Regions from separate parts of the Mus musculus genome. Here region 1 is linked to region 2. Evidence: chromatin loops called from intact Hi-C (ENCODE). Cell type or tissue: gastrocnemius. All regions are shown on one strand. Each heading gives the region's core, and the rest is flanking DNA. Links, peaks and the distances in the headings are about the cores only. Region 1 has its middle 110 kb from the start of Gm32590. Region 2 overlaps A930035F09Rik (a long non-coding RNA gene).

What was found. Hi-C counts contacts between places; a loop is a spot of excess contacts. Peaks named below come from ENCODE experiments on the same cell type or tissue, not always from the same donor. Only the 100,000 strongest peaks of a DNase experiment are listed, where the experiment ranks them.
Region 1: a loop joins it to region 2, with 1.9 times the contacts of the local background. A loop is called at or near these places in 2 of 42 quality-filtered maps.

Annotation. Positions count from the first base shown.
Region 1 is chr8:127,909,296-127,920,097 of GRCm38, forward strand. No RefSeq gene overlaps it. Among named protein-coding and RNA genes, the nearest start is that of Gm32590, 110 kb to the left of the region's middle. In gastrocnemius, for the core only: no CTCF peak of the experiment used is centred there; no DNase peak of the experiment used is centred there; H3K27ac peaks cover 3,647 bases.
Region 2 is chr8:128,213,909-128,224,710 of GRCm38, forward strand. All of the region lies in intron 1 of A930035F09Rik (a long non-coding RNA gene), which reads right to left. Among named protein-coding and RNA genes, the nearest start is that of Mir21c, 59 kb to the right of the region's middle. In gastrocnemius, for the core only: no CTCF peak of the experiment used is centred there; DNase peaks (open chromatin) are centred at 5,833 and 6,185; H3K27ac peaks cover 1,335 bases.

The DNA of each region.
Region 1 (10,802 bases), core at 1,621-9,620, 300 kb before region 2:
CTTAGAAACTGTGTGGAAAAACTAGCCATGGTGGTATGTGCCTGAAATTCCATCACTGAAGAGGCAGAGACAGGTAGATCCTAGGGGTTCACTGGCCTAGCTTACTTGATGAGCGGCAAGGACCTCCAGTAAAATCTCTTAAAGAGCTGGGTCATATGATACTGAGAGTGTGTTTGTCTCATTGTTAAGGTGTAGTCTCTCTTCCATGCATTGTGATGGTCAGAATTCACTCTTTTTTTTTTAACCTGTGAAAAGCAATGGAATGGAGGAAAGATTTACTTTTTAATATAATATGTTACCAGGCTCTGCATCCTCAAAGTTCTACTTGAGCCTATCTTCTGTGATTTGAATGTGAAATGTCTTCTTCAGCCTTATGTGTTTGAACACTTGGTCTAACAACTATTGGTGACCTAGGGGAAGGTTCTGTAATCTCTAGAAGGTGGAGCCTCATTGGAGGAAGTGGGACACTCCTTGAGGTACATCCCTCCCCTCACTTCCTGTTTACTTTTCTTTCCTGCCTGTAGGGGCGGGTTCTCGTTGTCAGGCTTTTCTTATGATGATAGACTATCCCTCCTCCAACTGTGAACCCAAATCAACTCTTCAACCCCTTAAATTCTCAGATATTTTGTCAGCAAGGAGAAAATGACTATGAATACTCCCAGAACAGTGAAATGAGCTGGAGACCACATATAGATATGAGGGTCATTACATGGCCATATAAAGTAGAAGCTACATCTGTCAAACTTATGTAGAGACAGAGACGTAGGAGAGGTTTGCTCTCTTTACAAGGTCTTAGCTGTAGTGCATCACCTCTCCTCAGCAACCCCCACCCTGATGTTCCTCAGAAATTGCTCGGGCCACCCTTCTGGTCTGATCTCATTTTCTTGTCAAAAACAACTTTCTTCTGTGGCTTATCTCTTAGGAAAAATCTGATAATCTAAATCTAGACCAAACTTCGCTGTGTGTGTGTGTGTGTGTGTGTGTGTGTGTGTGTGTGTGTAAGTGCACATATGCAGAGGTCTTTGAGAATACTATGGTTAAGTCTATTAAGATCTCAGATTTAATTTATATTTTAGCAATGCCCACAGAGCCTTGATACAAAATAGAATAGTGCAGGCTGGAGTCATGGTATGAGATTTGAAAAAACAAAAACAAAAACAAAAACTTAGTGAGTGAAGCCATTTCCACTGTATTTGAATCCTGTGGCACCTCAGTGACTGGGTAAGTACTATCTATGCTAGCTTTGGAAACACTGAGCATGTACTATTGAATCCAACAAGACCAAAGGTGTTGCACTGACTCAAGTTTCATGGCTACTGAGTAAAAGTTTTGGATGTTTTCTTGGAAAAGAATATAGGGATGGTTACAAGATGTTGTGAGCAGCTTTAGAGCTGGCGAGCTAGTCCAGGCTGCAGCCTTAGCTTGTGTGCCAATCCGTTTGAGAATGTGACATTTTCCCAGTACCATATAGCATCTCTCATCCCACCTCAAACAAGGGAAGTACTTAGGCTACACATTAAGCCTCCTTCCACCTCCTCCCACTGAAATAAACATCCACTCAGATCTGATCCATCTACTTTGCCAAAATGTTGGTGTCTTCTGCCATTTACCCTTTAGAAGAGTTTGAATGAGTTCTTCGCTTTAAATATAATATGTTCCCCACAGGCTCCTAAATTGTGGAACCTCTAGGAAGTGGAAACTCACTAGAGAGGGTATGTCACTGGGACCTTGAGGTTTTATAGCCTGGCTTCAACTTCTCTTCATTCTCTACATTCTGGTTGCTTATGGAATGTAACCTGCAGCTAGCCTCATACACCTGCTGCCCTGATTTCTGGGCCATGATAGAATGTATCCCCTCCAACCCTAAGTCCAAACAAACCTGTCCTTCCTCAAATTGCTTCTTTTTATGTATTTTGTTACAGCAATGAGAAAAGTAACTGCTATGAAAAGTTCCTTAGCCACTCTTAGTTTTCTACTCTATACAGTGGCAATGATAACAATTTGCATCAGTCAGCTTTCTATCACTCTAAGGAATACCTGAGACAGTAACTCTATCAAGAGAAAAGGTTGGGGACTAGAGAGATGGTTCAGGCAGTAAGGAGCCTACAACTCAAGCATGAGGAGATTAGAGGCTCAGCATCCACAGACAAAGCCAGGCAATATGGCATGTATCAGTAACCCTAGCACTGAGGAGACAGAGGCAGAAGGATCTCTATGGCTTGCTGGCCAGCCAGCCTGTCTGAATCTGTCAGCTCTAGATGATTCAACGAGAGAGCCTATTTTCAAAAAAGAAGTGGAGAGTGATCCAGGAAGATAACAAAGTCAGTATGTGGCTTTCATATGAACATACACAAACATTCACGTTTAAACACCCACATGAACACATTCTCCCCATGTCCACATGAAACAGAAAGGTTGATTTTAACTCAGAGTGGAACAGTTTCAGTCCATGTGTGATCATTTTGGTCCTAATGACCTTAGGCCTGTGGTGATGATAACATCATATTGTGGCCACAACACAAAGGAGAGGAGGAACTTGGGTCCCACAGTCCACCTCAAGGACATTTTTCCAACCTGCTAACTTTTTCCCATTAAGCCTGACCTCCAAAGGTTTCATCACTTCCCAATAGCACCTCTCTGGGGGCCCAGTGCTGCACACATTGGCCTCTGTGGGATATTAGAGACCCACTGTATAGGAAGCACCTACCTCACAGAGCTGCTAAGATGAGATGGGATATGTGGGCAAGTGGCCTGGATCATGTGATCATTCTTACATGATCATTTTAGTTCCCTTGTGTACAGTTGAGGCCTTGGGAGGGAGGGTGGTTAACTCCTGATACATTGTAGTAGCTGCATTTTCCAAGTTTCAGATGACAGGGAAAAGTTAATGTCTAGCCAAGTCCAGTAGCCATCCTTTACTTCCCAGAAAAACAGACGGGGATGATGCTGTTGCACAGCACTTCTCCTTTGACTCCAGGGATACAGAAACAATCGATTGTCAATGTCTTCCCCATGGATACAGAGGTAATAGTTTGGCAACGTCTAACACATTATGACTAGCCCAAGTACACCTGACAACTGTTACTGGGCTGGGGATTGTGATGAGATGAGAAAAAACTGCACTTTTCACGTGTTGACTTTCATGGACCACATCATTATCTTTAAATAGAAGGCGATGCTTGAGCACAATGGCTGGGTCTCTTCTCCCATGCCATTGCTGATGCTCTCTTCAGAACTCTGTCTTCAGCTCTCTGGAATGTGCTGCTTTCAGATACTAAGGGCCAACGTTTCAATTGGCCTCTTTCCCCGTCCTCCTGTTATTTACAGGTGCTGTTTCTGAATGCAGAAATTCCAATTTACTAGTGTAATTACCCAATTTATATGCACAAAGGTGGGCTGCCACTCACAAAAATTAATGCTGCCCTAAATAGCAAGTAAGACCAGCTCAGATGTGACTCTCCTTAACATATCAGACCTGTGTGGGAACTCCACACACTGAATTACTTTAGCTAGTTCACTTATTACATTTGGCATAGTGCCTCCATGGGGGCATCCTAACTGAGTGCCAATGGGGAATCTAGGCTTGAAATTGCCAGGTTGTGGGCGACTTCTGTGAATTCTTCACAAAGGTAATATAATGGTAGATGTTGTATGAAATGATTGGTTGGTGGATCCCTGGGTCAGATGACAGTCAAGGAGGCTTTGCCGTCAAAGCAATAAACATACCTTTGTGTCTGAAAAGGGAAGGCGTTTCATGGGGAGGGTTCATAAATGCAGAGATGGATTCTGAGCAAGTTCAATGTTCATTCTAAAATGACTGTAAGAGTCTCATGTTGTCCAAAAAAACCAATCCTAGTGGCTCCTGAGTGATGCAAGAAGGTGATTTAAGAATTCTTACCTGGAAAGAGATGTGGAGCTTGGTAAGAATGTGGCCTTTGGAAAGGGACCATATCTCACCCACTTCAGTATTCTCAATGTACTGTTAGAGAGTTCTCACCATAGAACATAGACACTCAATAGAACATTTGCTGGAGAACTGACTAACACCCTAGGACTCAACAGAATCATAGGGGCAAGCAGCCCCAAGATTGCTGCTCAGGGATTTTAATGTTGAACAATCATGGCTAAATGAGGTGGCATAGGATTAAAAAACAAGTCCAAAGCTGGTACAGTGGGAAATATCTGTTACCTCTGCACTTGGAAGACAGAGGCAGGAGAGTTGAGAGTTTGAGGCCAGCCTGGACTATATAGCAAGACACTTTCTCCAAAAGTCAACAAATAAAAATGGCTAATAAAATTAAATGATGTTTTAAAATAATATGGTTCTCTTCCTCCACTTGAAACAAGGTCTTTCTCTTTAGCCGAGGCTAGCCTCAAACTCCTCATGTTGCTAAAGATGGTCTTGAGCTTCTGGTCTGTAGAATGCTGAGATGACAGGCATGTGCCACTACATTCTGTAATGGCAGTGTTGGCCGTACAACCTGGAACTTCACACAGGTTGGGCAAGCACTCTGCTAAGACACATCCAAAGACTAAAAAATAACATGTTTAAAGGAATTTTTTTCCTCTGATAGGTTTCTCCTTTTCTTTTCTGCTTGATACGTTTTATTCTATCTGGGATGCAGCTGTGTCCTGGTTCCCTCTCCTATGCTAACTATAAGTGGAAGTGCAGGCCCAGGTCTCTAAAGTGGGAGCCCTGGCTCTTTTAAACCAGGGTAAGTACCAATGTGTTAAAGGAGGAAAACCATGACACCACACAACCACAGGAGCTGACACATGTAAAGTCACACCCCTGGGTCCCACTAATGAAGACCAATCCTTTCAATTGGTGTTGTTTCTCCATTGGGTCTATACTCTATGGTGTTCTGATGACAGCTGACCTGGCTGCCTGTACAATAACAGCTGAGCTGGTGGTATACTCCTGAAGTTATGCAACGTTCATTTCTGCCCCAAGCTCACAAGCTTGCAACTGTTTGAAGCTGCTGGATACTACAGTATGTTTCTATCTTTGTGTCTGGCAAGATTTTCTAAGCTCTTAAAATTACTTGCCATTTAGGTAGGCAGGAATCCAGGGAGCGAGGCTTGAAATAAACATGACTACTGGCTTCGTGCTTCCAGTAGCCTGCTGAGGAAATGACCCCTTTTCTTCCTGCTCTTCTCCTTTTGCCTTTGCTTCACTGCCTGTGGTCTTAGCCCTTGTCATTTATTCAGCAATCTGTATAAATTTAACATCAAATGATTAATGACTTCCTTGCCATATTCCAGGAGAAAACTGAGATAAGATTTCTCTGATATCAATAGCATATTTAAAAGTCTAATTTAGGGTGATATGAGTAGCTTTGTGTTCCTTTTGATTTTGTCTTTCCACATCACCTTAAGAGAACTTTTAGCTACTTTCTTCTCTAAGAAGGAGATGGTGGTGATGGGCGAGTAGGAACAGCAAGATGTCCAAAGTGCCCTTCTTTGCCCTGGCCAGACAAGGATATCAACATAACTGACCATGCCAGCAGTGAGATCCCGAGGGCCTGGTCATCATCACTTCTCACACTGGAGGAATTTTATCTGTCCTGCTTCCTGATAGAGAAAGTGAATCCTAAACCCAGTGTTTTTTAAGGTTATGAAAAGACATACTTTAGTTCCCACAAGTAATTCTCTCCTGATACAACAAAACCTACATATTAATAAAGTAAAACCTGGTGTGCAAATATTTTCATAAGCAAGATAACAAGAATGATCACATGCTTTTTACCAAAGCTCCCACCACAGTGGACTGTGCTGAGTGGCTGTGAACACGGTGCTCACAGCACCAGAGAAAGCTGATGGTAAGCACTGGCTCAAGAGTTACATGAGCTGAGAAGCAGTATCTGAGAGGCATTCCCAGCCGGTGTGTGCTGGTACCATCTGATCCCAGTAAGAGTCTCTGTTATAAAAAAAATCAAAGACTATGGTGGGGAGATAGCACAGGCAGGAAAGCACTTGCCTTGTCAATGTGCAGACCTGAATTCCACACCCAGAATTTATATTTTTTAAAAAGGAAAAAATTTAAACATGGTTGCATGCGAGTAACCCCAGAGCTTAAGGGATGGGGAGGTAATGGGTCCCTAGGCTCGTCATTTAGCCAGCTTAGCCTACTGACTGTGCACTAGGACAGTGAGAGACCCTGTCTCAATAAACAAGATAAAGAACTGAGGAATGACACCCGTTGTCAGCCTCTGGGTTGTCCCACAGCACCTGTGCATACTTTAGTGCATATGAATGTGCACTAACACACACACACACACACACACACACACACACACACACACACACACACAATGTCAACTAGCAAATGCTGATGGGCTTATACTGCTGGTAGGAATGTAAATTGGTACAGTCACTGTGAAATCATTATGGAGATTCCTCTAAGACTAAAAATAAAACTCCCATATGATCTAGCTATAGCACTCCAGAAAAGAATCTAAGTCACGCTGCACATTCCTGTTTATTGCTGGCACTACTCAGAAGAGCCAAGATGTGAAACCAGAGTAGATATCCATCAACAGACAACAAAAGAGAATGTGGCATGTAAAGAATACAGAGACCCTGTCATCTGCAATGAAATACATGGAACTGGTCTAGGATCAGAATAAACACTGTGGCAGGAGAGAGACAGAGTGGGAGAGGGAGAGGGAGGGAGAGACGTGGGGGAGGCACAGCAGGATTAATGTATGAGAGAAGCTAGCTGGCAGAGGGAAACTGGAAACCCCATATGACCTGGGCTACAATGTAATAAACAGAACCTGGGACAAAGAATGCAGGAGATATGGTTGCTGTGTAAAACCTTTAAAGATCAGTAGCACTGAGCTTTGGAATGGCTGTCTTGTCAGCTCACTAGTCTCCCTCTACCTAGGGGGGTGCTTTTTAAAAAAATTATAAACAAATTTTCTTCATTTCTATTGCTAGCCATGTGTTCCAGGTACATTTTATTATTAGGAAAATACTGCAACCAGGGCATTTCACTAGGGACACCTTAGATTCTGCAGCTATTCCAGCAGGACACACAGAACAAGTATTATGTATTCTCTCCCTATGTGGAAGGGGAAAGGAGAGAGGGAAGGAAGGAAGGAAGGAAGGAAGGAAGGAAGGAAGGAAGGAAGGAAGGACGGAAGGAAGGAAGGAAGAAACATAGATGAATGACAGGTAAAATAGTGATTGACTAGAAATGATTGTGTTTTGAGAGAAGTATAGACAGTGTGATTAGATTTGATCAGAGTCTTGTAATTGTATGAAACAACTACAGTAAATTCAGCTGATATATGTTAATAAAAAAAAAACTAAAGCTGGGCTGGGGGCGTAACTTGGTTGAATGTTTGTCTAGCATGCATGAAGCTTGGAGTTCAACCCCAGTAGGGCATGAACTGGGTGTGGCATTTGTGCCCTCAGCATTCAAGAGGTAGATATATAAGAGGACCAGGAGTTCAAGTCCCCTCTTGTTTATGGACACAAGAGCTCTTGCAAAGAGGCTGTGTCTGTAAAGGTTGATTGACTGACTCAAACTTCAGTAATGTGGAGAAGTTGGAATTTTGCTAGTCTAGATTCAAATGACCTTGAAGCATTTTTAACCCCTTGATAGACGTTTATTGCTCCTTTGTACACACAAACCTTTCTATGGTGACTATTAGGTAAATGAACAGACCTTTAGTTTCTACCCACCAAAGGGCTAAGAGTGCTGCTAGTTAGCATCTTAGAGTAGAGTGTCCCTTGCATTGCTATAACTCTCCTAAGTGACATACTCATTGATCGATTTGAAAAGTTTGCCTTATGACTTTCTTTTTTTTCTGCAAATATAAAAGCTCATGAAATTGCTGCCTCATTAGAACATCATAGTTGAGATAAACTAAGTCTTTGCTCCCAGGCCATGGTCACTCATATTTGGCTCTAGAACAAACCATGTCTTGTGTTTCTTTTCCGTGAGAGTTCTCTTTCATTAGTACCTACACAGTAAATTGTATGGCAGCTGGAGACTACAAAAAGCACTGTCATTGACAACAACAACAACAAACTTAAAAATAAAAAAGGTAAGAGCAAGATGTAGCCTCTCAGTACGAGCACTCTTTTGCTTTCTGATTGTGGAATAGTATGAAACATATCTGGTCTTTGTCCCTGGTTCCTGTTAGAATTCTTAGATCCCTTCAGGCTTGGCAGTGGTACACATACCTTTTGTCAAAGATAATGAGCCCTTTGCACAGCACCTCAGCTTATGCTAATGAATGTCTTCAGCAGTTCCAGGTGGGTAGGTGGGTCAGGTCACCAGAAAGGTCATATCATTAGTTGGAATTTTCAGCCCCCTCTGGGAAGAGTCCAGGTAGTGCTGGAAATGGAGTTGCATGTGAACACTTGAGTTTTTGAAGTGCTGAATGCCTGGAAGAGCTGGGGACTGACTGGCCAGAGAAGGCACAGAGTCCCCATCCCTATGACATATATTACCTTCCTTTTCATCCAGTGTTTTAGCTGTGTTTTTTATGGCCAACTCTAACAGACTCACAGATGATGTAGGTAACATTTCCCTGAGTTTTGTGAACAAGCTGGCCCAGCAAAGTACTGAGCCAATTCCCTGAGGCTGTGAAAGCCCCAGGGTTGTCTGAAGTAGAAATGGCCTTGTGGGACTGAGGATCATGAACTGAAGTTCCCAAAGGGAAACATTCTGCAAACCCAATTGACTGTGGAAAACTGAATGAAACAAGTTGGAAGCCAAAACCATCTTTGCCTATCTTTGGCCCTTTAGCCACCTACTGGTAGGACTATTATGCAAACCCTCTAGGACTATATGAACAGAGTCCTAGCTTCTACCAACGAAGAATGTCATCAGACAGCATCTGAGCACCATAGCAGAAATTTCCTGCTTTAACCCCCACACACCTGATATTTCCACCACTATATTTTGATAGGGCTGGAAATTCTTTGTTCTACTACTGTGAAAATTTCATGCAATTGTTACCACATTAGAACATGGAATTTGCAGCAACCTGCCTATGATCTGGTATTGTGGGCAGTTGATTTGGATCCAGAATATACTATTTCCTGGTCACTTGGAAGTGAGAGCTGTCTGTCTGTCATTGATTCAGAAGTGGAGTTTCACCACATAGTCTTAGCTGACCTGACTCACTATGTAGGTCAGATGAGTCTTGAGATCTCAGAGATCACTTGTCTCTGCCTCCCTCGAACTGGGATGGAAGGTGTGTGCCACCATGTTTGGCAGCAGGTGTGTGTTTTATATTGTGTTGTTAGGACTTAACCAACGAGCCTAACAATTTTAAGGTAGAGGGTATTGTAACTGATGGAACTGTGAGACTCCACAATGAAACAAAACCTCAGGTCTGATCACAGCTGTTCCACACTGAGTAGGAAAATTGGGGGAAGAGACCATTTTTCCCTACACAGCACTCTGGCTGAAGCAGTAGATGGGCTGAAACCATTACGCCTCACTTCATATCAGGACCCTAACAATCAGAACACTGAAATCGATTTTGTCTGGCAGTTTGTCACTGGCCAAGTAGTACTAGGTCTCAGACAGCCACCCCTCATTTTCTGTTTTGCTTGTTAGTTTTTTCCTCCATCTCTTCTCCTCTTCCTTCTTACTTGTTTCTGTCGAGGACTCTCAGATGACTGAAACCTGGTTCAGTTCACTGAATGTGGATAATGAGGGGGAAAGTACCATTCACAGAATGATGGTAAAGATTAGGGGCCAGAAGCAGCAAGATGCAGGAACCTTGGCTATGAATCAAAACCAAATACAACACAGTAACCTAGTGTCACAGTCCCATAATGCAGTGTCACCAAGCACAACCGGGAGATACAAGTGAGGAAAGTCGGTATGTACGAGAAAGACAAGCACTGGGAGCGTCATCTCCCAGAGCTGCTTCTCCCGGTCTAAGAAGCTTTCAGTTGGGAAATCCGAGCGTTCTCACCAGGAGAGCCTTCTCACTTGTGGAAACGGGCTTATTTCAGAGCTTGCTCATTTTAAGTTAATATGTTGTATCATTTTGCTTTAAGGCAGATGGGAATACCTCTAGCTGCAGAATTTATTACTGTAATGAGCAAGGTGGCTCTTTGTAGACTTCGATGGTGGTTTTTATGTGCACCAGTAACATTTGAGAAATACGGTTACTTGAAGGGACAAAAGTTCCCCCAAAGATACGTGACTGTCACAGAGTACATCTGCTTAGTGATTATTCTAAGTCATGCACAAAGCCAAGACTGAGTGTCTTCACTCTTGGCCACATCTTTAATCTCTCTATGAAGTCCAGGCTGGTATTGAACTCAGAATTTCCTTGCCTAGGGAATAAGAGTATGGATGACTACCACCACACCATTTATTTACTTATTTCTTATGACAATACAAAAGGGTGTTTGCCTTATCATGTTCAAAAGCTCCTACACAGACCTATTTGAATTTTACATTTTAGTTTGGAGCACTAGTAGTGTGTGTATCTTTCTCCTTTCTTGTAATGGCTATGCACACTTTTCATTTTTATTAGTGGAATAGTTCTCATGAGCAAGTAAAGGGTATTTGTAGACACAAACTTCTACCAGAAATGAAAACACAACCCTAATCAGCATCTTCACCACAGGAGTAACTTTGAATATACAGACAAGTGGCAGGATTCTGCCTGACTGCCTCCTTCTGTCAAAAAAGTGAATGAAGAACAGCTAGATCCAAGGTCCTGAGAATTGGGGCTTCCTTGCCTGATGCTCAGGCTTGCACCATTTTACCGCAAGGTAGGGCACAGCATACCCTAGAGTCACCTAATAGCTGTCCCCAT
Region 2 (10,802 bases), core at 1,522-9,521:
AGGGCTATTTTCAAGCTCACCATGGAATTTACAGTTACTAAGTCAGGCATGCTGGGAGCCAAGCTCTGAATGAAACAAACTAGCTCAGGCTTAACCAGCACAACACCAGAGGTCCAGACAAATCACAAGGGCACAGGAAACACCACGCATTCACAAGTCCACTGCTGGGCACCCCTCTAGTTCTCTCATTCTTTCATTAATTCATTACTTCAGTAACCTTCAGAGAATGTCTAGTGTCTTCCAGCTCTAGGAACTTCTCTATTGTGGGGATTTAAGGCATTTTTCCCCCCTTGTAGTTTAGACTCTATTTTATCAGGACATTTCTTCCCCCCTGTGGAAGAAAGTTGACTGCCTTGGGAAAAACAATAAGAATTTTTCTCAAGAAGAGAAAACAATTGATTTCAAACCAACCTGGGAAGGTCAAGTAGAGATTGGGAAGTTGATGGTCAACTAAGACACAGACTCAATTTTTATCTCAGAGTGCAGTGTGGATTTAAAGAGGCCAGCCCTCAGTTAATCAGCCAGCTCTGCTTTCATTCCAAGACTTCTTACTTCATCCCTGAATTCTTGCCAACATTACTCCAGCAGTTTCCACACTCAGGATGCAGGAGATGTGCGAGCAGGAAGGTCCTTAGTAAATAACTCACAGAAAAAAATCACAGGAAGGCCTTCTTAATTCTTAATTCCATAATCTTGTACGTGCTTAGATACACTTAATGATTTTTTTTGAGCCCCAGTTCTTCCCTAAGGTGGGAAATTACCTTCGCCTTTTTTCTGTTGCAGTGAGAGGACCCAGAACCTTCAGTCATAAGTTGACATGGTGCGACCTGCTGCAGCAAATACAGCAGTGTGGGCATTTCATAATAATCCAGAAGCTGCTGTTTCTAACTTGCAAACTCCAAGCTCTCTCTCAGTGGGTGACTGTTATGTGTAGATTGCTGTCGCTTTCTACACAAAAGCTTAAAAGCAAAAGAATGGTTGCAATGGGCATTGCTTAGGATTTAATTTATTTATTTCCTAATATATGATATAGAATCTCACTCTTACCATACCCCACTCTGGTCTAGAATTTGATCTGTAGCCCAGTTTATGTCAAACTTGCATATAGCCCAGGCTGGCCCAGAACTCACTATGTAGCCCAGATTTGCCTAGAATTCTATGCAGTTCTAGATGGCCTTTACCTTAAGGAAATTCTGCTGCTGAAACCTCCAGAGTACTGTGATTACAGGCATGAAATAACATACCTGGCTTATGGATTGCCACATGAATGTATTTCCTGTGTAATCACTGAGTATCTAAAGACAGATTGCCCCCATCATGAGATGTTGTGTTCTCTGCAGACTTGTGTGCACTGTTCATGGCTGGCTTTGCCACAGTGGAACTCTTCTAGCTTCATGTTAGAGTCTTTGAACTGGAAACACCTTTGTTTTTTATTTGGGAGGATTGTTGTTTGTTGGTTGGTTCGCTGTTCCTGGAATAGGATCTCACATAGCACAGTTACCTCTGACTTGCTGTGTAGCCAAGGGTGACTTTGAACTCCCCATCCTCCTGCATCTATTCACTTAATTTTCCAAAGTACACTGTAGTTTTAATAAGGTTAAACCTCAGACTCACCTTTAAGCTGATCAACTAATTTTTCTTTCATTCTAAAGTTTTATTCTGGGATGCCAGGCACTTATCACCACACCCAGTTTAGAAGAATTTTTAAAGTATGCTATTTACACCAATTTCTCTAAATGCCTGTAGCCATACAGGGAAAAGAAATTCATATCTGAGGTCAAATCTACAACTTTCTAGTTCAAACCATAGCCGCTTAGCAGAGGTCTAGGAAGAATGTCCCTTACCTTTTCATAATGGCTCATGGAAGAGTCAAATGCCATGACCCTAGGAAATTCACATCTAGTCTTTCTAGCTCAGTTGATTCCCTGGAGAAAGGTTTTCATTACCTTGAGTTGTCATGGAATCTAATCCTTTAATTTGTTTAAGTCTCATGAAGTTCAAAGGTTGCAGGTGGACAAGGTAATAAAGAAAAGGGACAGTTTGTTCCCCAGTCCTTCACTCAGGAAGGGATACCATGATTCCAGCGGAGCCTGGCAGCTCTGATGCTTTCTGAAGGAATGCTTATGACCAGGACAAGTATAAAGAATATTTGAAGTCAAAACAAGTACTTCTTTTAAAAATGAGGTGATTCTGCAAGTTTGTGGGAAACTGAGATTTAAAAAAAAATGCAAATTGATGTTCTTCAGGAAACCCGGGGCACTGTTCCTTTGTTCTTTGACACAAAACAGAGGGCCTGCTTAACTCTCATAGCTCCCCACAGAGCCAAGGAATTCTCAGTTAGAGACACAGTTTCATGTAGAAGAAGGAAAAGGAGGAGGAGGAGAAGGAGGAGGAGGGAATCCATAAGAAATGGAAGGAAGAGGGTTCTCTGACTTGTTTCTTCATTCTAGGAGGGTATAGGAAGATTCCGCATAGCCTGTTCTTCATTAGGCACACATCTCTATGTGACCCTACCTTTCTTACTTAAGCAAGCACTGACCTGAATGGAATCAACAAATTATTAATTTCTACCTATCTAAGGCTACCTAATACATCAATATTCATGCTTTCTTCTCAGGAACTCACAGACTCTTGTCATTGTCATTTGTTATTTTTAAAGCAAACTATATGTATATGCTTTGTTTTGTTTCATTTTGTTTTAGCAAACAGAATTCTAAGCAAACTGTATATCAAGGTCTACACCTGAAATTCTAGAGTTCTTTTCGTGACATGGGAATGATGGATGATGGGGGGTTAGCAGGCTGTCAGAATGGGCACTTCACACTGGCAGTCACTGCTGCTTTTGGTTTTTTATAATATAACACATAATGTTTTATCATCAGTTACACTGTAGTGTGTAGCTTTTGCTACTATGCCTTAAGCTTTGGGAACAGGCTGCACTACCATCCCCCACCCAGATCCACTGAGGAAGCAACAACAACAACAACAACAACAACACACACACACACACACACACACACACATACACACACACACACACACACACACACACACACACACACACACCAGTTAATCTTAAAATGCCTTTGCTAACCTAATGACTGTGCACTGCTAAACTTCCCCTGCCACCCCAGACATAATTGAATAGAGTAGCCATTGGCCACTCAAACCAAAAATGTAGATGGCTTTATCTCCTGCAGCTACTACCTCCTTCTTCTTCCCCAGCTCCCTCAATTCTGCCAACTCTAAGGGTCCCGCCCTGTTCTTAGTCACTGGTCTCTTCTTCCTTTACTGATGGATCAAGAACCAATTGGTGAACAGGACCTTAGCATCAGCATCAACTCCTACAACACCCATTTTATGTCTCAACTGTAACTTAAATGAGTGGCTTTCTTTCATTCTTCAGCATGTGTGCCACCATGTGCGAGGTGACAATTGTCAGTGCTTGAAGAGTAAATGTGGTTAGTGATCTGTGACAGTTAATGAAGCATGAGAAAGTCTAGACTAGAGTTCTGGTCATCTGTCCCTTTTGTGCCCTTGGGATTTGTTTATTAATTTAAAAAGACTTGTCCCTAAGTGGCACATGAGTTGTAGGTAGGTTTAACTTATGGTCCTTTAAATGTTCATGGCATTTGTGACTTTCAATGTTTGTGGAAGCTAAAAATCTGGGTATCTTAAGACATGAGAAAGCACAACGGATTTATGAAGATACGGGATTCTAATATTTGTTTAAGGGGAAATGAGGGCTAGAGAAGTAGCTGAGTAGATTCTTGTCCAGCATGCATAAAGCCCCTACTAAAGCTTAGTGATGAATATCTGTGTGGGAAGGCAGAGGTCAGAGGATCTGGAGTTCAAGATCATCCTCAGCCATACAGTGAGTTTGAGGCTAGTTGGGGTGAAGGAGAAAGGAGAGGAAAGGACACCAGGCTTAGCTCTTCACTGTCTTGTCTGAAGCACACAAAACAACTCGCTATGGGGACTGGGGCACTTACTATCCTTCCAGCCAGCACTCACCAAAACTGTGGCTATTTTGACTTAGTCAAATAAAGCAGCCAGAGGGTAATTCTGTATCTAAATCAACTGGGACCATTTGACATCAGCAGAGGTGAAGCCCCCCAATGCACAGCCTTCCCAGGAGTCTTCCATAGGGCAGTGAGTATAGAGACGTGCAGATCCCTCTGACTGAGGAACACACACCCTCAGGATTCCCATCAGGGGTGATCTAATCCCAGTCTCTTTATTTTATAGATGCAGACATCAAGTCCCAGGAAATTAAACTCATTTGCCAAGGACTGTTTAGTTGCAAAGATGTCTTTATCTTTATCTGAAATTAATCTTTCTGTTTATATTTGCTTTCATAGAGAGACAATAAAATTCACATAATAATGATATCATTTTGTCTGTTTTCCAAGCAAGCTTATGTAAAGAAAAAAAATCACAACTAACTTTTGGGAATTAAAAACATTAATAATAATGAAACTATTTTCCTATAAAACTGGGAGTATAGTTATTTCCAAAGTCCTATTAGGAAAATTATTAGTGCTTCTTTCTCTCACTAGAATTCCCCAAACAAATTTCTTTGATATTTTACTCATTATTTTTATAATTAGGCATAAAGTGATTCAGACTTTATCCATAATTTAGCAGATCCTTGTGGTTATTTCCAAATAAGATTAGTATTTCTGCACATTACAGATAAGCAGTCAGCCACATGTGATATAACATCCTTTTTCAAATAATTAGGTTTACAATGTGACATGAGCAATTCCTCACTATTAGAAGATGATAAAATTAATAAGAAACAGAAAATTCTGCTGTCAGTGAATTGAAGCTAAAGGAGGGTACATGTAACATCGTGGTGTCCCCATCAGGAGGCAGACATCCCTCTAACACATAATTTTAACCTGTTAGTTGAGAGTGGCCAGTGCCTAATACTTCCTTTTGAAAAAAAATTTAAAAAGCCCACATTGTCAGACTCTGAGTCTAAGATGTTATCTTTTTATGAGTGTTCTATGAGCATGTGTCACCTTTTCAGTGAGGCACACAGAGGCAAAGGACTACCTTCTCACCCTGTCAGGAACTTCAGACAGTGACTGGAGGTTCTAACTATTCCCCGGGAAGTTGTATTGTTACTGGCTACATGGGGAATAACTACATACTAAGATAAAGGAGAATTCTTTAAGTTCCAAACACTTGACCTTAACGTTCTGTTGATTAAGAACCACTATTGGATCTCCAAGAGCACTCAAGTGGGTATTTGTTCAGAGAAATTTAAAAGCAAAGGTGCCAGGAAAGAGGAATCTAAAAACAGAATTGGAACTCTGAGATGCCAGAAGAGAGTAAACCTTGTAATTCAGTATGGTAGGCCAGTGCTTCCAGACTTATTGCATCCAGAGTCAAGGTCATCTTTCTGAAGAGCATCAGAGGGGAGGTGTGGGTTAAAATGGTGCATTTGCCCTATTTGGGCTGTTACCAAATTTCCAATGAATGGAAACCCAACCTAGGACTTCTACTTCCTGACTTACAGAGACACTGGACTATTGGACATATTGAACATTTGTGGTAAATGCTTGTTAATGGAATAGTCCTTACCCTGGAGTCTCTATGTCTAAGCTTCCCTCTTCCTTCTTTGGGCTTTCTAATCTGTATTCTTCAGACTTAGCATTCATCTGATGTACTTCCAGACCATTCTGCTATTTCAGATACTACCTTAGCAAAATTTCTAAGTGCTAAAGACTCTTAAAAAATACACTTAGAAGGGAGATTAGGTAAGAATCCTAAGTATGCTGCCAGCCCTGGGACACTTGCCTAGTGACCTAATTTCATGGGAATTTGCCAGGCCTACTCTGTGGAAGAATTCCAGGCCTATCCCTTCAGCCCCATGGCTTATTCAGCTGACAGTGCACACATCCAGGCTGTTCACATTGTTCTGACCTTCAGAGATTGTCTTTAATAGTGCTCTAGTTACTGCATAAATCCTAGTAAATGAAGAGACAGTCATGTTCATGGCTTATAAAATTCATACAACTACAAGCTCTTATGTCAAATGGTAAGAGTGTGTGTGTGCGTGTGTGTGCATGAATGTGTGCATGTACGTTTGCATGTACGTTTGTTTGCATACATGTGGTAGCCGGAGACCATCCCTGGGTATGATTCCTTTAGTGCTGCCAATCTCGGTCTGGAACACTACAAGTCGTCTAGGCTTCCTGGCAATCAGGCCACCGGGATCTACCTGTCTCTTCTTCTTAGCACCAAGGTTTCAAGCATATGTGACCAACATTTCAACATGGGTTCTGAAGATCATATTCAAGTCCTATGCTTGTAAGACAAACTCTTTACTGACAGCCGTCTTCCCAGCCCTCAGAATGATATGTCTTAGACTGAATTGAGACATGCACCCTTTTCTCATTATTCTAGACTTCTGTCACAAGCATGCTGAATACTTTCAGGAGCTTCTGTGAATGAATTATCTGTTATCAAGATTGTTCTATGAAAGACAAATTTCTTGTTGCCCACATGCTTCTTTGTGTAATTCTTTTTTCTCTCCTAGCTCTTTCTGAAGCCAGATCTGAAGTTATTTTAGACATCACTGCCAATTGGACATGGTTTTATATTGATCCAACATTCTCTTCAGAAAACTACCACAAAAGCATTGTGTGTTGGTCATTCAGAACTGCACTTTTAATTCTCTTCTATACACAGGCTTATGACCTTTCCAGAACAGTCGTACCTGGCTCTCTTCTCCCATCTGGAAATGTTACAATGGCCTCTGGTCATGTCCACCATATGTTTTTAGATAAGGTATCTCACTTAAGTTCATTAACTTAAGACTTTATAACCCTATACAGCCTGCTCGGGGCACTAATGAAAAGAAAGAAAACCTATGTTATTATCCCACTTTTTTTTTTCTTGATGTTGTTGGTTTTGGTTTTTGGTTTTTGATTTTTGCCAGGGCTGGGAGAACTGGAAGGATGCTCAGTTGGTAAAGTGCATGGTATGCCAGCATAATTACCTAATTTGAATCCCTAGCACCCACTAGAAGCTGGGCATAGTGGTGTGCACCTATAACACCTATAACCATACTGGTGGGGTGGGGCAGAGATAGGTTGATTCCCTAGAACTTGCTGATGAGCCAAACTAGGCAATTGGTAGCTCAAAAACTGAAAGTTTTTGTTTCTATTAAGAAAATGGTTAATACAAACCTCTGACACCATCCCATGTACACGCACACACATATATCTGTATATGCATGTACACACACAAATATGTACTCATGCATATATTACATGCAAATACATATACAGAAGAAATGTTAAGATAAAAAGGCTTTTTGAACTCTCATGCATTTATATATGTGGGATAGGGATGCGGTAAGACCAGAGGTAAACTTTGGATGTCTTACTCAATTGATGTCCACCATATGTTTTTAGATAAGGTATCTCACTGAGCTTACCCCAGGGATCTCCAGGCTTCCAACTTCCCAGCACAGGGATCATAGAGACTTATGGTCAGGCTTAGGTTTTTTATGTGGGTTCTGGGGAATCAAAGTCCAGGCCCCATGCTTTACAGACTGAGTTTCCCCCAGACCATGAACATTTATGTATCACTTATTATATAATATGGCACAATAATTCTAAAATATCCCATACTTACTTGAAACAAGCTAGGTTTTACCTCATTTTATTTATAAAATAAAATAGAAACATTTTGTTACCGTACCAAAAGTTGATGTAGCAAATTTTGTGACAAAGCCCTTTAGGTAATGATTTAAGAAAGTTTATTCCAGGTTAAAGATAGATAGATAGATAGATAGATAGATAGATAGATAGATAGATAGATGTAGATATACATGTAGGTATATCAGTGTGCTTTGTACCTTCTCTGTCCCTTCCTCTGTCCCTCCTATTTTCAAGCAACACATATCTGGTGGCTTTTTAAATAATTAGATTTTAATCAGAATGTCTGGTTGATGCAGTCAGAGTCCCACAAGCACCACAAGTTTCAAGGGGAGGGGAATGGTGACTTTGGAGAATTAGGTTCTGTGCTCATCACAGGTAACCTTCAATTCACTCAGGCCCTGTGAACACCCAGGGTGTGCTATGATTGAGATGGGTTCTCTGGCATCAGTGTCTGAGCCTGGTAGTCAGACATTGAATGGAGGTTAAAACAGGAGTGGGTCCAACTTTGAAGGAGACAGAGTTGTTTTACAAAATTAAGTTTTTGGCATTTTGATCTTTCCCAAGCTGGCTCCAAGTCCACTGAGTCATCTCTAATTTTTATATTGAAAGTCAAGATAAAGGGACCTTCAGAGTGAGAGAGGAGCAAGAAGATGAGGAGGAGACAGCTTAAAAATGAAAACGTATAAAAGCCTTTACAGTACAAACCCTTATATCATGTAGCTTTTATGACCACAAACAAACACAATCAACAATGTAAGCACGTATCTAAGAGCAAAGACAATCACCAAAGTGTGCTGCATAATAACACAATTTGAAAACATATATTCAACAGCAGAGAAACCTCAAAGCGATGGAGTGCACAGGAGGTCCCAAAATACTCTATGTAAAAGGACCAAACTTATTTGAAATAAGATTTTAAGAGGGGAGGAAGGATACAGAACAGCTTCTGTAACAAGATTCTGTGCTCACCTTTCTTTCTTCCTTCCTTTCTTCCTCTCTCTCTTCCTTCCTTCCTTCCTTCCTTCCTTTCTTTCTTTCTTTCTTTCTTTCTTTCTTTCTTTCTTTCTTTCTTCCTTTCTTCCTTTCTTCCTTTCTTCCTTCTCTCTCTCTCTCTCTTTCTTTCTTTCTTTCTTTCTTTCTTTTTTTGTTGATTAATTAGTGCCACTTATTAGTGAGGAGTCAGTGTGGTATTTCCATGAGATCAGCTTGTGTAACTTTTCAGCTATTCCTCATCCTTAAGTCTCTTCCAAACTTCCTATTGTCACTATTCTGCATTCAGGTTCATGTTTTCAGCGTCCATCCCATATTCAGCTGAGTGTATAGTGCCCATCTATCTCTCAGGCTTATTTCATTTGACATAATAATCTTCACTTCCATCCATTTTCTGTAAATGCAGGATTCTGTCCTTTTCTATAGTTGGGTAATAGCCCACTGTGTCTGTATGCCATATTTTATGTATTCATTCATCTCTTTCCAGGCATTTTGACTGATTCTGTATCTAGGCTACTATGCACGGAAACACCTAGATATGCAGTCCTCTTTGGGGTGCTGGTTTCATTTCCTTTGGGAATATATTCAGGAGTGAAGTGGCTGGAGGGTAAGATGGATTTGATTTTGGCCATTTTCAGGACTTCCACACAATTGTAATGTTCTACCCTCTTACATCCTCACTGGCTATTTATAGTGCTTGTGCAATTGTTTTGCAATTTTAACCATGGTAACATGGTATCTCATTGTGGTTTGTTTTATGCTTCCTTGATGGTTAAAGCAGTACCTTCTCAGGGTAACATATGAATAGAAGTACTTTAATGTTTATAACTGAATTGTCCAGTTGTTACATGGGGAATTTGTTACACAAAAGGAAAAGAAAGTACAAAATTTTATATTTAAATATTTTCTCCTGTTTTCTTAAAAGATTATTTTAAAGGGAGAAGACTGAAGTTGTTACAGATTAAGAATGCCCTGACTAGCCCCAGCATGGGAGAACAGAGGAAGAAGACTCACTTTGAGGAGAGCTAGGCAAGTGGGAAAACATGTCATGGCTTTCTCCTGGACAGCTGAAGTTCCTCAGAATCTGTCCAGGCTCCACTTACCAATGGAAGGAATGGCCACAGGGTGGGGGAGGAGTAGGGGAATGGCAAGGAGCCAAGGAGCTCTTAGCACCATCCACAGACACCTTAAATATGCCAGCTGCCAAAACATTCTCATAGGAACAGTAGGGGCCCACCATTTTACTGAAATATCTACACTCATACATGTGTACATATGCCCACACATATCCACATGTGGGCACACAGAAACAAGCACACACATTGACATGTGCACCTGTTCTCATACACACTCACACATGCGCCCAAAGTCACAGCACAGAGAGAGGATGACACCCTCTCAATATGCAGAGAAGAGACAGAGAGGGATTTTTCTAGCATGCATCTCAAGATGCCTGCCTCTCTGTTCTTTTCTCATGGACAAAGGAAAAGGGGTCTACCACTAGCCCTTTCAGCGTCTGCTGTCTCCGTGCCTTCCTACCACCTCAGGATCATCCCAGCCATTAAGCTGAGGATCAGATTGCCTGGGACTTGCAAACTATTTAAGTAATGACAATCCAATCATCTATTTCTTCATCCAGAAAAAAAAATTCATTGGACTCAAAACAGGGATAATGAAACTCAAATGTAGTAAATACTAAAATGTATGTAAAATGTAATATCATCTCAGCATTGTAAACTTAGCATTCATAAACATTTTGGTGCATTTGCAAACAATTTGTGAGTAGATGTTCTCAATTTTACCAAATTCCTGAGCATGGATGCTGATTGCTGATAAATCATATTGAATTATAAATTAAGTGACTTATCCTTTGCCAACTATTTCTGAAAGCAAAAATATTGTTTTAAAAGGTCCTTTTCATTGTAAAAAGAGATGTAGCCAGTGTGGGCTGGAGCACATTTTCTGTGTCAAATCTGCAGTGGGTGGGAACTCAAGGGCAGAGCAAGGTGCTGGTGCTGAGTCCTGCCTTCTCCTCTCCCTCTTTGCTCCTCACTCCTCGAAACTGTGTTCCTCTCCCATGTCTTTCTCCTCACTCCCTATCAGCTCCTCTCCTAAGCCCTGAACATGGTCAAA